2 separate regions of the Homo sapiens genome follow, and region 1 is linked to region 2. A link is a contact called in ENCODE Hi-C or POLR2A ChIA-PET data. All regions are on one chromosome and are shown on one strand. Each heading gives the region's core, a stretch centred on a gene start or an enhancer-like site at or near the end of the contact. The rest is flanking DNA. Distances are from core to core; before and after follow the strand shown.

The links. Hi-C counts contacts between places; a loop is a spot of excess contacts on that map. ChIA-PET counts read pairs that join two places held with the same protein, here RNA polymerase II (POLR2A). Pooled maps may share reads with other maps.
Region 1: a loop to region 2 is called in a pooled map, with 2.8 times the contacts of the local background. The contact joins two enhancer-like sites. A Hi-C loop is called at or near these places in 1 of 37 single-sample maps with no recorded cell type and 9 of 50 pooled maps. POLR2A ChIA-PET finds 5 or more read pairs at or near these places in 4 of 52 experiments (AG04450, CD8-positive, alpha-beta memory T cell, GM10248 and 1 more).

What each region holds. Positions count from the first base shown.
Region 1 is chr5:172,231,896-172,237,736 of GRCh38, forward strand. It overlaps UBTD2 (ubiquitin domain containing 2), which reads right to left. Exons shown (of 3, transcript NM_152277.3): 2 at 2,227-2,463. Among named protein-coding and RNA genes, the nearest start is that of EFCAB9, 41 kb to the left of the region's middle. RefSeq lists an enhancer at 3,233-3,282. Within about 2 kb of position 4,141, at least 5 of the 41 ENCODE cell types and tissues checked have a DNase peak (open chromatin) inside an H3K27ac peak, as active enhancers do.
Region 2 is chr5:171,953,761-171,959,676 of GRCh38, forward strand. It overlaps FBXW11 (F-box and WD repeat domain containing 11), which reads right to left. Exons shown (of 14, transcript NM_001378974.1): 2 at 3,837-3,938. Among named protein-coding and RNA genes, the nearest start is that of FBXW11, 50 kb to the right of the region's middle. Within about 2 kb of position 4,176, at least 6 of the 41 ENCODE cell types and tissues checked have a DNase peak (open chromatin) inside an H3K27ac peak, as active enhancers do.

The sequences.
Region 1 (5,841 bases), core at 2,891-5,390, 280 kb after region 2:
AAGATGATGCCCACCACCTCCCAACCCACAATCACATAAAAGTAAAGAATTTAGAGACTATCCATGAAAACTGAGACTAAAGAGTCATACTGAGGCCAGGTGCAGTGGTTCACGCCTGTAATCCCAGCACTTTAGAAGGCCAAGGCAGGCAGATAGCTTGAGGCCAGGAGTTCGAGACCAGCTTGGCCAACATGGCGAAACCCTGTCTCTACCAAAAAAATACAAAAATTAGCTGGGCCTGGTGGCACATGCCTGTAATCCCAGCTACTTGGGAGGCTGAGGCATGAAAATTGCTTGAACCTGGGAGGTGGAGGTTACAGTAAGCCAAGATCATGCCACTGCACTCCAGCCTGGGCAACAGAGTGAGACCCTGTCTCAAAAAAATAAAATAAGTTACCAAAAGAAAAAGACTCACTGTCATAAAAAAAAAAAAAAAAAGTCACACTGAAAATGGCATTCTATTATAAATTCTTCAAATGTAGGAGGGATCACTTTTATACATGTATAGAAAAAGTGATCAGTGGGTGCTCAATAACATTAGTAACAGAAGACTATGCTAATAAACTTTCATAATAAAGAACAGGCAGCTATAAAAAAAAGGAATGTTTCTTGGAAGCACAATTAATCAGAAAACTAATGGTGATTTGGAATCTGGCAAGGATATAGTAAGTTAAGTATCTTTTGGACAGGCACAGCAGCTCATGCTTATAACCTCAGCACTTTGGGAGGCCAAGGCAGGAGGATTGCTTGAACCCAGGAGTTCGAGATCATCTGGGCAACATAGTGAGACCATGCCTCTCCAAAAACAAAACAAAACAAAACAAAAAAACAAAAAAAAAGTAGCCAGGCATGGTGATGCGTGCCTGTAGTACCAGGTACTTGAGAAGCTGAGGTGGGAGGATCTCTTGAGCCTGGGAGGTCGAGGCTGCAATGAGCTGTCATCGTGCCACCACATTCTGGCCTGGATGACAGAGTGAGACCTGTCTCTTAAAAAAAGGGACTTTGGGAGGCTGAGGCGGGCGGATCACCTGAGGTCAGGAGCTGAGACCAGCCTAGCCAACATGGTGAAACCCTGTCTCTACTAAAAATACAAAAATTAGCCAGGCATGGTGGGGAAGCTGAGGCACGAGAATCACTTGAACCTAGGAGGCGGAGGTTGCAGTGAGCTGAGTGCACCACTGCACTCCAGCCTGCTGGGCGACAGAGCAAGACTCTGTCTCAAAAAAGAGAGAGAGAAAGAATAGAATAAAATAAAAATCTTTCATGTGACATACAGTGAAAGGACATAAAGCAGATGGTTCAACAATGAAAGTCCCTGTTCCTCTAAGAATGTAGATAAAGGGACGTACTAGGGATTAAAACAATGAAGGTACAATAATGAATAGAATCAATGCAAGGTGGTTATTACATAAATCTGAAAAGACAACCTTGAAAAATATTAAGTTGAAAAACTAAAGAGAATACTGAGAATATTAATACAGAAATAAAAAATGTAAATACAAAATTAACACCTAAATCTCAATGTAGCATGAAAAATTCTATGTTTCTCATCAAGGAGACCAAACAAGAGTATGTACATGGACCAGCATATGTGTATCCCCAGAAACATTCAAAGCTTACAGTTATCCTTAAAAGAGTCACATTCCTACGCAAAAGAGAGAAGTTCCTAAGAATGCTCAGGGCTACAATCATGGAAAACTGTCCTTAAAAACATGCGGGACTCTCTTCTAAGTTTGGGTTTGCTTATTATGCCAAAAATAGGCTTGATGAGAAAGTATAATGACTAAAAGGAGCATCCTCTGAGTCTCTACAGCTTACAAAATCTAAACTGAGACTCTATCTCTAGCGCTGCTAGGAGGAAACCAGTGAAGTGGAAGCTCCAATAGATTGGCAGGGTGATGAGGCTGGTGAGGTGGGGGTGGGAGGGTGGAGGGAAGAGGTCTTCATGGAGGACTAGGTTACACGGAAACTTTTTAGATGATCAAGAGTTCTTTTCTGAAATTAAGATATATTTAAAAAATATATACGTATACACAAACACACAAAGTAAAACCTGTCTCCAGCTGAAAGATGTACAAGAAAAAAAGAGGAATGCTATTCCTTGCTACATTAAAAAAAAAAGTTAGAATAATTCATAGCAAGGAAAAACACTCTCCCATTTGGTTTCTTGCTATCAGAAACAAAGTTGATTATGTTTCCTCTGTCCTTGAGGAACACCAAACCTACCATGTGGTAATGTTATGTTTGCACCATCAATGATTGCTTGTGCCAGTTCATGATCATTGCTCTCAAAAGCATGTGCAGCAGCCTTCAAGGCATCCCAAATCTCTTTCCGGCCTTCAAAAGCTGGTGCTGTATCCCAAAATTCATCCCTCTTGCTGCGTAGTTGTCCATCTGTCATAGGATAATCGCTTTTCCATTTTGGTTTCTCCTTTTTCAAAGGCTGGTTACGACCTAGAGCAACTGAAAAGAAAAATAAAAGACTGAGATCAAACCCAAAATTTATAAAATATGTATCAAAAGTTATCTGGTCATTCCTCTCTTGGATTATTTCATCAAAATCACAGCCAGAAATTTACCTGCTAGCTAATTTGTGCATCCTGAAATTCCTCTAACACATTTTGGAACTACAAAAGTGAATAGAGACATTAGACTGCTCTATGCAAAACAAATTGGTAGCTCTTTTCCACTCAGTACACCCTCCACAGGATCATTAAAAAGAATTACAGGCTGAGTGCAGTAGCTCAACACCTGTAATCCCAGCACTTTGGGAGGCTGAGGTGGAAGGAAGGCTTGAATCCAGGAGTTCGAGACTAGCCTGGGCAACATGGTGAGACCCCCATCTCTACAAAATACACAAAAATTAGCCTGGCATGTTGGCATGTGCCTGTGGTCCCAGCTACTTGGGAGGCTGAGGTGGGAGGATCACTTGAGCCTGGGAGGTTGTGTTTGCAGTGAGCCATGATCATGCCACTGCACTTCAGCCTGGGCGAGAGTGAAACCTCATCTCAAACAAAACAAAACAAAACTAAAGAACCCCAGAGAATTATAGTTGTAATGAATGTACCACTCTGGTGGAGGATGCTGATAATCAGGGAAAGGAGGCTATGTATGTGTAGGCACTGGGAGTACATAGGAAATCTCTGTACCTTCCTCTCAATTCTGTTATGAATCTAAAACTGCTCTAAAAAAATTTTTTTTTAATACAATGAAAGTTTTGTTTTGTTCATTTTAAAAGAACTGCCTAGAAGGTAAGTGTTTCATCAGACTGTAAGAGCAGGATATGAGAGTCAAGAGACACCACGAAAGAGAGGCAAGATACTTGGGGAAGCAAACGGCAATAGTAGCTTGGACACATGAAACCAGGAAGTAGGAACTGAGAAAATCCAAAGAGGTAAAAGATTGCTTTTCAGTGCCCAGAGAAAGAAGAGCCAAACCACCAGAATCATGAACAAACTGATTAGAGGAATGCTTCCTCTAGCATTCTACTCTCTGGACTTTAGTCAAGGAACTGTAAATACCTTTCTCTGGAACTCAAACAGGAACTAATTTACAAAGGGTAGAATCAGTACTTTAGTTTTTTTGAGGAACTGGGAGTAAAAGAGATAATCTTTGATGCTAGGCCAAGGGATTAGCTCCGAACCACAAGGAGCAGAAGAACTATGATACCCTACCCTAGTTTCAACCCAAGAGAAGAAGAAAACAGAGGGCAAGTGGCAGCATCTCCCCTTAGACAATGTTATGTAGTAGTAGCGCTGGAATAAGCCTGATGCAGCATCCTTGCACCCAGATAACCATCTGGTGTATTATCTGTGATCTATTTCCATGGGTCATACTGACCTACAGAGCCATTCTTATTTATGGCTCTGTAAGATTATACAGTGCTATAGATAGGGAATAGTTTGATAGATGGGATAGAAGATAGAAAGAAAATTGAAGCTGGATGAAAAGATAAGAAGAGTGTTGGAAAAGAGTGGGTGGGAAATAAATGACACAGCGAGTGGGAAGGAGAGAGGGTGTGTGTCAAAATTCAATGTTCTATATTTAATTGCAGAAAGAATACCAATTTTAAAGAAATCACTCTCAAACTGGTTCTAAAGCATCCATGAAATTGACTACTCCCTCATTGGCCCAGGGCCAGATGAAATTTGGACTATGCAAAACAGAAAATAAAATGACTCCAGACCCTGGGCTATCTCTACTCTCCAGGCTATATTCTCAATAAAGACTGCCAGGTCAGGTCTCTTCTGTCCTCTCCCCTCAGGGTGGCACACCAAAAGACTAGCTGTTTTCCACTTAAAACACTCAGCATTAACTCAAATACTTTTTGCCCTCTAACTTGTCCTAGTGAAATGCAAAACAGGTGAGTTCTGAAAGGGTGAGGAAGCAGAATAGGAAACCCATCCATTTAGTAGCAGAGCTGGAAACAGAATCCAAGTCTCTTTATTTAATCAACAAATATGTACTGAGTGTCTACTGGGAGTAACACTACAGATGTGCCTATTACATTTAATTCAAATGCGAGAAACACAGTCTATACTAATGATTTTTCCCTACCTCTTCCAAATAATACAGACAATGCAGCTAGAGCATAATTCTCTAGAAGATGTTCAGAATCTGGTCTGATAACCACAACCCACTGATTGCACCAACACGATGGAATGCAAGGTTGATTTTATTTTCTGCTACATTATCATTTAGATGAGTTAGAGACAGTTTACAGACAACACTCAGCTTACTGACCAGGAAGTGGAAGATGGCACAGTAAGCAGGTAGACTCAGTAAGATATTTATCTGAATAAAGTTTTGGGTCTGAGTATTTCTACAGAATTATCTGGCCTCATATGTATTAAATGCATGAGAGATAACTCAGTATAATTTTTCCTGTCATTCTGAGAGAATTACAAAGCATGGACAAAAACAACAAAACCTCTACAGAAGAATCTCAGGACCTAAAACTAAAGCAAATGAAAGGAAGAGGACTTTGAAAAGAGGAAGCCAACAGAAAAACAATCATAATAAGGGTACAAAGTACCTTGGAAAAATTGTAAAACACCTTCCTTACAAATGTGAGGTAGGTTCATTTCACCTCTCTCCGTTTGTACTAAGCATAGATGAACAAAGTCCCACAAAAAGAACAGATGATGCGTTTATGTTGCTTAAGGAAAATCATTCCAAATGCATTTTCTTTAATTTTTAAATTTTATTCATATACTTGAGACAGAGTCTTGCTCTGTCGCCAAGGCTGGAGTGCACTGGTGCAACCCGACTCACTGCAACCTCCGCCTCCTGGGTTCAAGCGATTCTCCTGCCTCAGCCTCTCGAGTAGCTGGGACTACAGGCCCGCGCCACCATGCCCAGCTAATTTTTGTATTTTTAGTAGAGACGGGGTTTCACCATATTGGCCAGGATAGTTTCAATTTCTTGACTTCATGATCCGCCCGCCTCAGCCTCCCAAAGTGCTGGAATTACAGGCATGAGCCACTGCGACAGGCCCCCAATGCATTTTCAAATCTACATGCTGTCAAAAGTTTCACGGTAATTTGTGACATGAAGGAAGATTACTTTTATTTGCCTATTTCTGCCTGTATTATAAACATAATATAGAATATCTGTCTATAGAATGTCCACTGTTAAAAAATGATTAAATCTTTGTAACATAATTACTTTAGTGAAACCACAGAGCAGTGCAGAATTTTCACTACAAAATCTGAGGCTTGAAGCTTCATGTTAAACTAAATGACTAACCTTTGTTAAATAAATAACTGGGAAAAAAATTAGCATTTAGCAAAAGCATTTGAACTATCCTCTCGTGAAAACATGAAAATATTTAGGTTTGTT
Region 2 (5,916 bases), core at 2,926-5,425:
AGTAGGAACAGGACTAGAATAGAGGTTTGTCTGCACCAAAGCCAGGGTTCTTTCTACCAAGCTATCTCCCTCCTCTAAAAAATATTCTCTTATATCAAAAGCTATGATAAGTTCTGTGGCATTCTCAGACCACTGTGGCTCACTACACCTATTAAAAGTAAAAAAAGAAACAAGAAAGGCAGCTGTCAAGAAGTTGTGCTACTTACTGCCCAGCACTATATGCACTAGAGCTTGGAAGGAGGCACTCAAACTCAATTCACGTGATCCTCACTGTCATTCCAAGCAATCAGTCCTACCCCAGCAAAAGGCTTATCACTAACACTCTCCCCCAGCTGAGGCTGCAAATGACATTCCCAAGACAACTTGCCAGTCTATTACATCATGCTGCTGTGTTGGCTTTAAATTTTTAACTCCAAAAATTAAGGGGAATTTGTTTCAACCTAAAAATGGCAGTTGCAAGTTAAAATGGCAGTTGTCACTACAGACTGGTGACTAGAGCACTGGCTTTGCAGTCATCCAGATTATGTTCCTAACCCAGTTCTGCCACTTAAATAAATGTGTAACCTTAGGCAGGTCAATTCACCTCTATAATTTCATATACAAAAATGGCAAGGTAGATAACTTTTCCATAAAAGATCAAATGAGATAATCCAATTCCTAGAGTCCAACACATAGAAAGAACGTGGAAAATAAATGATACATACTATTATTAACATTGGTATGATTCTCATGCCACAGGAATCTGGGCAAATCAATAATCCACATGGTCTGAATTCCTGATTATTTGCTATAACAATCAACTGGTTGAATCAGGACATCTGAGGCAAATGAAACACTGACTCAGTTCAGCTTGGTTGAGAGATAACCAATAGAGGCCCTGGCACATACCAATTGCTCAGTAAATATTTATGGAATTAAGTTTGCAGAAAGTCCACTCAGGAACCTCACTAGCTGTAAGATTCAGGAGGGCTCATTTTGGCAAAAAGAATGGCAACTTTTTTTTTCTACAGAATTTGGCAGGTTTTTCTTTTCTTATTTTCAAATAATATTAATAACTAAACAAACCATATACCAGGTGTCAATAGTGAGGTTTCTACAAATAAAACCAACATGGAAAACTACAAAAGCAGCATTCCAGAGTAGAGGAAAGAAAACCAGTTTGGGAATCAGGCAAGTGTGTGATTCATATGCCAGTAACTTTACAGTTATGTAAACATTATCTTGGGCCAAATAGTCACGTCAGACTCAGTTTCCATATCAGAAAATTGGAGATAAGAACACCTACTTCACAGGGTTGTCATAAAGCTAATATATGTGAAGCACCATGTAACAGTTGGTAATGAGTGATTTTTAAGTCTCTGATACCTGTTTTCCCTTCTAGACGATGGTAGAAACTTCCGGAATGGGTAAATTATGCCTAAGGGCAACTACTATCTTCCCTCCGGCTTTTTCGAAAGGTAAACTAAAATTCAGCCATATAGACAGGTCAATGGGCTCAAGTTGCAATTATCAGTGGGTCCACTCTGACAATTTTAAGGGGGACTCTTTCATGGAACTTCAGAGACCAGGAAAGAACCAGGCTCTGTTCTCTCCAGGTAGCCTAACTATTCCTTCCCTTCTCAGGCCTGCTCTAATATGAGGTTGCTAAAAGGTGTGCAAAGGAAGAGTCATCTTTGCAATAAACCAAAGATGCAGCATATAAGCAACAGGCCTTCTTTGAGAGCCCAAACCCAAATTAAGGCACGAAATTTTAGCACTGTTTGGAGACTGGAGGTAAAGGGGAGAAATGTTGGCATTAAAATAATACTTAAATGAGTACAGAGGAAGGAAGTCTTCCAGGCTCATTAATATTAATACATGTTTACTTTCCATTCACATGTGGGACAAAACAGAGTAATGATTTGCTAATGCCAATGAGCTGAGTACTTAGTTCATTTTACTATGCTGCATACCCTCAATTATATACTAGCAAAAATTAAACCTAAGTAAACAGAATACTCTACACGTCTCTAAAGACAATATTGCTCCACTCACTGAAATAAGACCCAATCAAGGCAAAAAAAAAAAAATCTTTTTTTCCTTCTTAAGTGAATTTCACTAAGAAAGATGAGTCAAGGAACTTTTAACAAATTTGGATTTCCATTTTCAACAAGGTAGGAACCCGTGTACCTCCTCCCACTCACCCCACCTCCAGAGAACTCACAATACTGTTACTAAAATATATTGAATGATGCCTTCCATTGGCCAATTACTTTTAACTGAATGCAATAAAAAGAATCCGCACTTCAAGACCTCACTAACAACTACAATTTTTCCCCCTCTTAAATTTCCAGTTCTGGAAAAAACTCGGTCAGCCCACTAAAAAGCAACTGTAACATTCCTTTTAATCCAGAAAAATAGAGACAAAAATACACCTATTATAATACACCTATTATACACCTATTATAATAACGCAAATATCCATTATACAGCATCAAGGAGAGCACATGCAATAATGGCTGCCATTCCAAGAACATTTTTGTTAAAAGTTACATCGCATGCACAGAAGCTGCTTTTCCAAAAGTAAACATATATTCATTACACTGAGCCTCACTGAAGCATCCTGTTCTTGTAAGGTGAGACTTGTAACCCACCTTTATATACAGAATCTAAAGACAACTGGGCCTTATATTGAACTCGCTCTCCAGTTAACTGTGTTAGTGAGGTTCCAGTACAGTTCCCCAAAGAAAGCAATTTGAATCAATAACCACACCAGTGCTACTCTGAATGTTTGCCAATAAGTAAATAAAATGCCTGACTCCAATATGAAGAACATTTTCCTCCTTCCTGGCTCCCCAGCTCCATTTAAAAATTGTAAACATGAATAGAAAGATAAACTTGAGAACAGCAAAGTCACCCATGCCATCAATAATATCCCTCTAACTCAGTGCCTAATTTTGCAGTTTTCCTCAAACAGGACAGTCTCAACCAGATGCCAGGAATTTAATATGGCTTTTCAAAGATATATCAAACTGTCTGGAATATGCAGTGATGAAAACTGAATATTGCTACTGAAACCATATTTAATTAAACACATGCTTGCTCAGAGCTTCAGAAATAAAGCTACAATGTTTTCTTCCTTGGCTCTCTTAGAAGCCACCCCAACAAGAGAGGGTCACCAGCTGCACTCCTGCTAACAGTTCTATCCTGAGCAACCCTTTCCCATCCACCCCCAAAAAGTTTTACTTTTATCTGTGGAATTCTCTGCCGGCCTCGGCCTGGAAAACTGGGTGGACCCTGAGGACAGGTGTCAGATCTGGCCTTTGGGAGGTGGCCCAAACTGACAAATTATTGGCAGCATAAAGCTATGATCTTTATAAACTTCAGTTTGAGGCTTTATGCCAGTAGTGATTCCCTCCCCGCTCCTTTTTTGAAGAGGGGAGAGAAAGCAAGCCAAAAGGATGAGTTTCAAAATAGAAAAAAATCACCACTTTAATTATGAAACCCTCCCAACTCAACAAAGAACTGTTAAAGGTAGCCAAATGGAAAATGTCAGGAGTTTTTTTTGGCACATGCGCAACTATTAAACATGAGAATTACAACCTCAAGGTGAGGGGAAAAGAGTAAAAAGCAGGAGCAGAAAAGGGGAGGACAGGGCCCAGCCAAAGACCCGTTTGCTCAAAAGGGCCCCTCTTGGTACTAACTCCTCCATGTGGGGCACCCAGGCTGGAGGAAAGCAGAGGGTTACACAGAACATTTAGCAGACTTAACATTGGATTAAACACACTACTGCAAGTTTCAACAAATGTTCATGGCATACGTAAAAACACATTTACAACAAGAAAGAAGAGAGGCACCTGGAGACATCTGACACTGGGCATGCTCTGCAGGCAACTCAGTGCGCACATGCTCTCTACCAGGTTGGCGCAGCCTAGCCACAAAGACCTTGGCACAGAACACTGCAGGATGACAAAAAGGAAGGAAGAGAAGAAGCAGTTAGAGGCCGCAACAAATCACTCCTTCACACAGGCAACTTGAATGTTAGTTGGGGCAGGGGGTGCACCCTTGGCAGTTTGGAGGTTAGGGATGGTCCCAGACAGCTCACTGAAACCTTGGGGGAGGGCCCACTTGATGTTCTATGGAAAGGAGGTTTCTGCTGCCAACCACTAATTTCTCAGGGTACAGTGAATAGAATCAAGAGGGACAGAGAGAATGTTTAAACAAAAACCCACCAAAGGGAACTGTGAAAGTTTGAGTGCAAAACAAGATTAGTGGTGAGATTGTCGACTACAATTTCATCAGTGCCACAGTTTCTCGTCTATGTCACATAACCATAATTGTCATCGTTGTTTAAGAACCTACAAAACCACAAAAAGTGCTATTTGCCCAGCACTTTACATTTGTTCTCTAATCCTCATATCATTGTAAGGAAACCGAGGCTCAAAGGTTAAGTGATTCGCGCAAGGACACACAACAAAGGAGGGGAGAGCCAGAATTTCAAACTTTGGTTTGTCTGCTACCAAAACCCACATTCTTTCCACAAGACTATGATGCTGCTATTGTGAAAACTTATATCACCCCAACTTTTATCATGTGAGTAAAGTTTTGCACCTCCCTAAGGTAAAATCACAGGAGACCTAAAGAATAAGGCAAAAAGAACAAGAAAGATGGGTGACAGACTGATAGATAAAGGCAATAAAAGAGGTGATTTAAAATGCATGATTTTCAGTGTCATCACATCTCCACCTTCCCAAAGGAAAAACATTGGAACGTCATGATTTTCATTTTAGACTTTGTTTACAAAGTCCGTCTGACATGACTAAGAATTAAAAAGCTTATTTAATTTACCTCTTCGATCCTCTTTTAAAAGCTTGCTGATTTTAAAGGAATTAAGAAAAAAAGTAAAATATAAAATGAACATATGTACTACGGCTACTACTTAATAACCATTAGACCATACTGTAAAGTTAATAACCATTAGACCATACTGTTCAATCATTCAGATATAAAGTCAATTAATTTACTATGGCAAAATCAATACTCATGTAACAAAAATTAAAGGTGAGTGTTTGGGTTCAACCAAAACATCCCAGAAGTCTTGGACCCAAGCTCATAAACTTGTTTGTTCTAGCTATAATTAGAATAGCCAAACACCCTCATTTGCCTGAGATAGTCCTGGATGACACTTATTGTCCCCTCATAACTTTCACTCTCAAAAGTGTTCTGGTTTAGTGGATAAATTCTATTATCACCCAACTGCAATACAAACAAAGATAGCTTTGCTTGAAATCAGAGAGACCTGGGTTCCTATCTAGTATCTGTCACTTACTAGTTACAGTTCACCTATGATACACGGAATATTGAGATTACTTAGAAAAGGCATTTAAAGAATACAAAATCAGAGGAACCAAATGGAATAAAAAAATTGAGCAGCTTTCTGGTAGCAATGAAAATGACACACTTCCAAGGTGTGCCTTTATTCCAAAGCCAATACAGTGGCAATATATCATTGAAACTCCAGGTACACAAATTTTGTTGCCTCAACACTTTGCAGAGTACCAACCACAGAAGGTGCTGAATAAAATAATGAAATAAAATAATGAAAGTAGTTGCCATTTATCAAGCTTCTGTTATGTGCTAGACAGCTGAAATAGTAAACTCTCACAATAACCCTGTAAAATAGGTATTATTCCATTTTATGATGAGGAAACTGATGATCAGGAAAGAGATATCAAGCAGAGTCCCATGGAATTTTTTTTCCATTAAGAAAAAAATTTTTTTAATTAAAACAGAAAGGAGAGCCTGATTTGTTAAAACAGCAACACAGACCAGGAATGGTGGCTCACACCTATAATCCTAGCACTTTGGGAAGCCAAGGTGGTCAGATCACTTGAGGTCAAGAGTTGAAGACAAGCCTGGCCAACATGGTGAAACCCC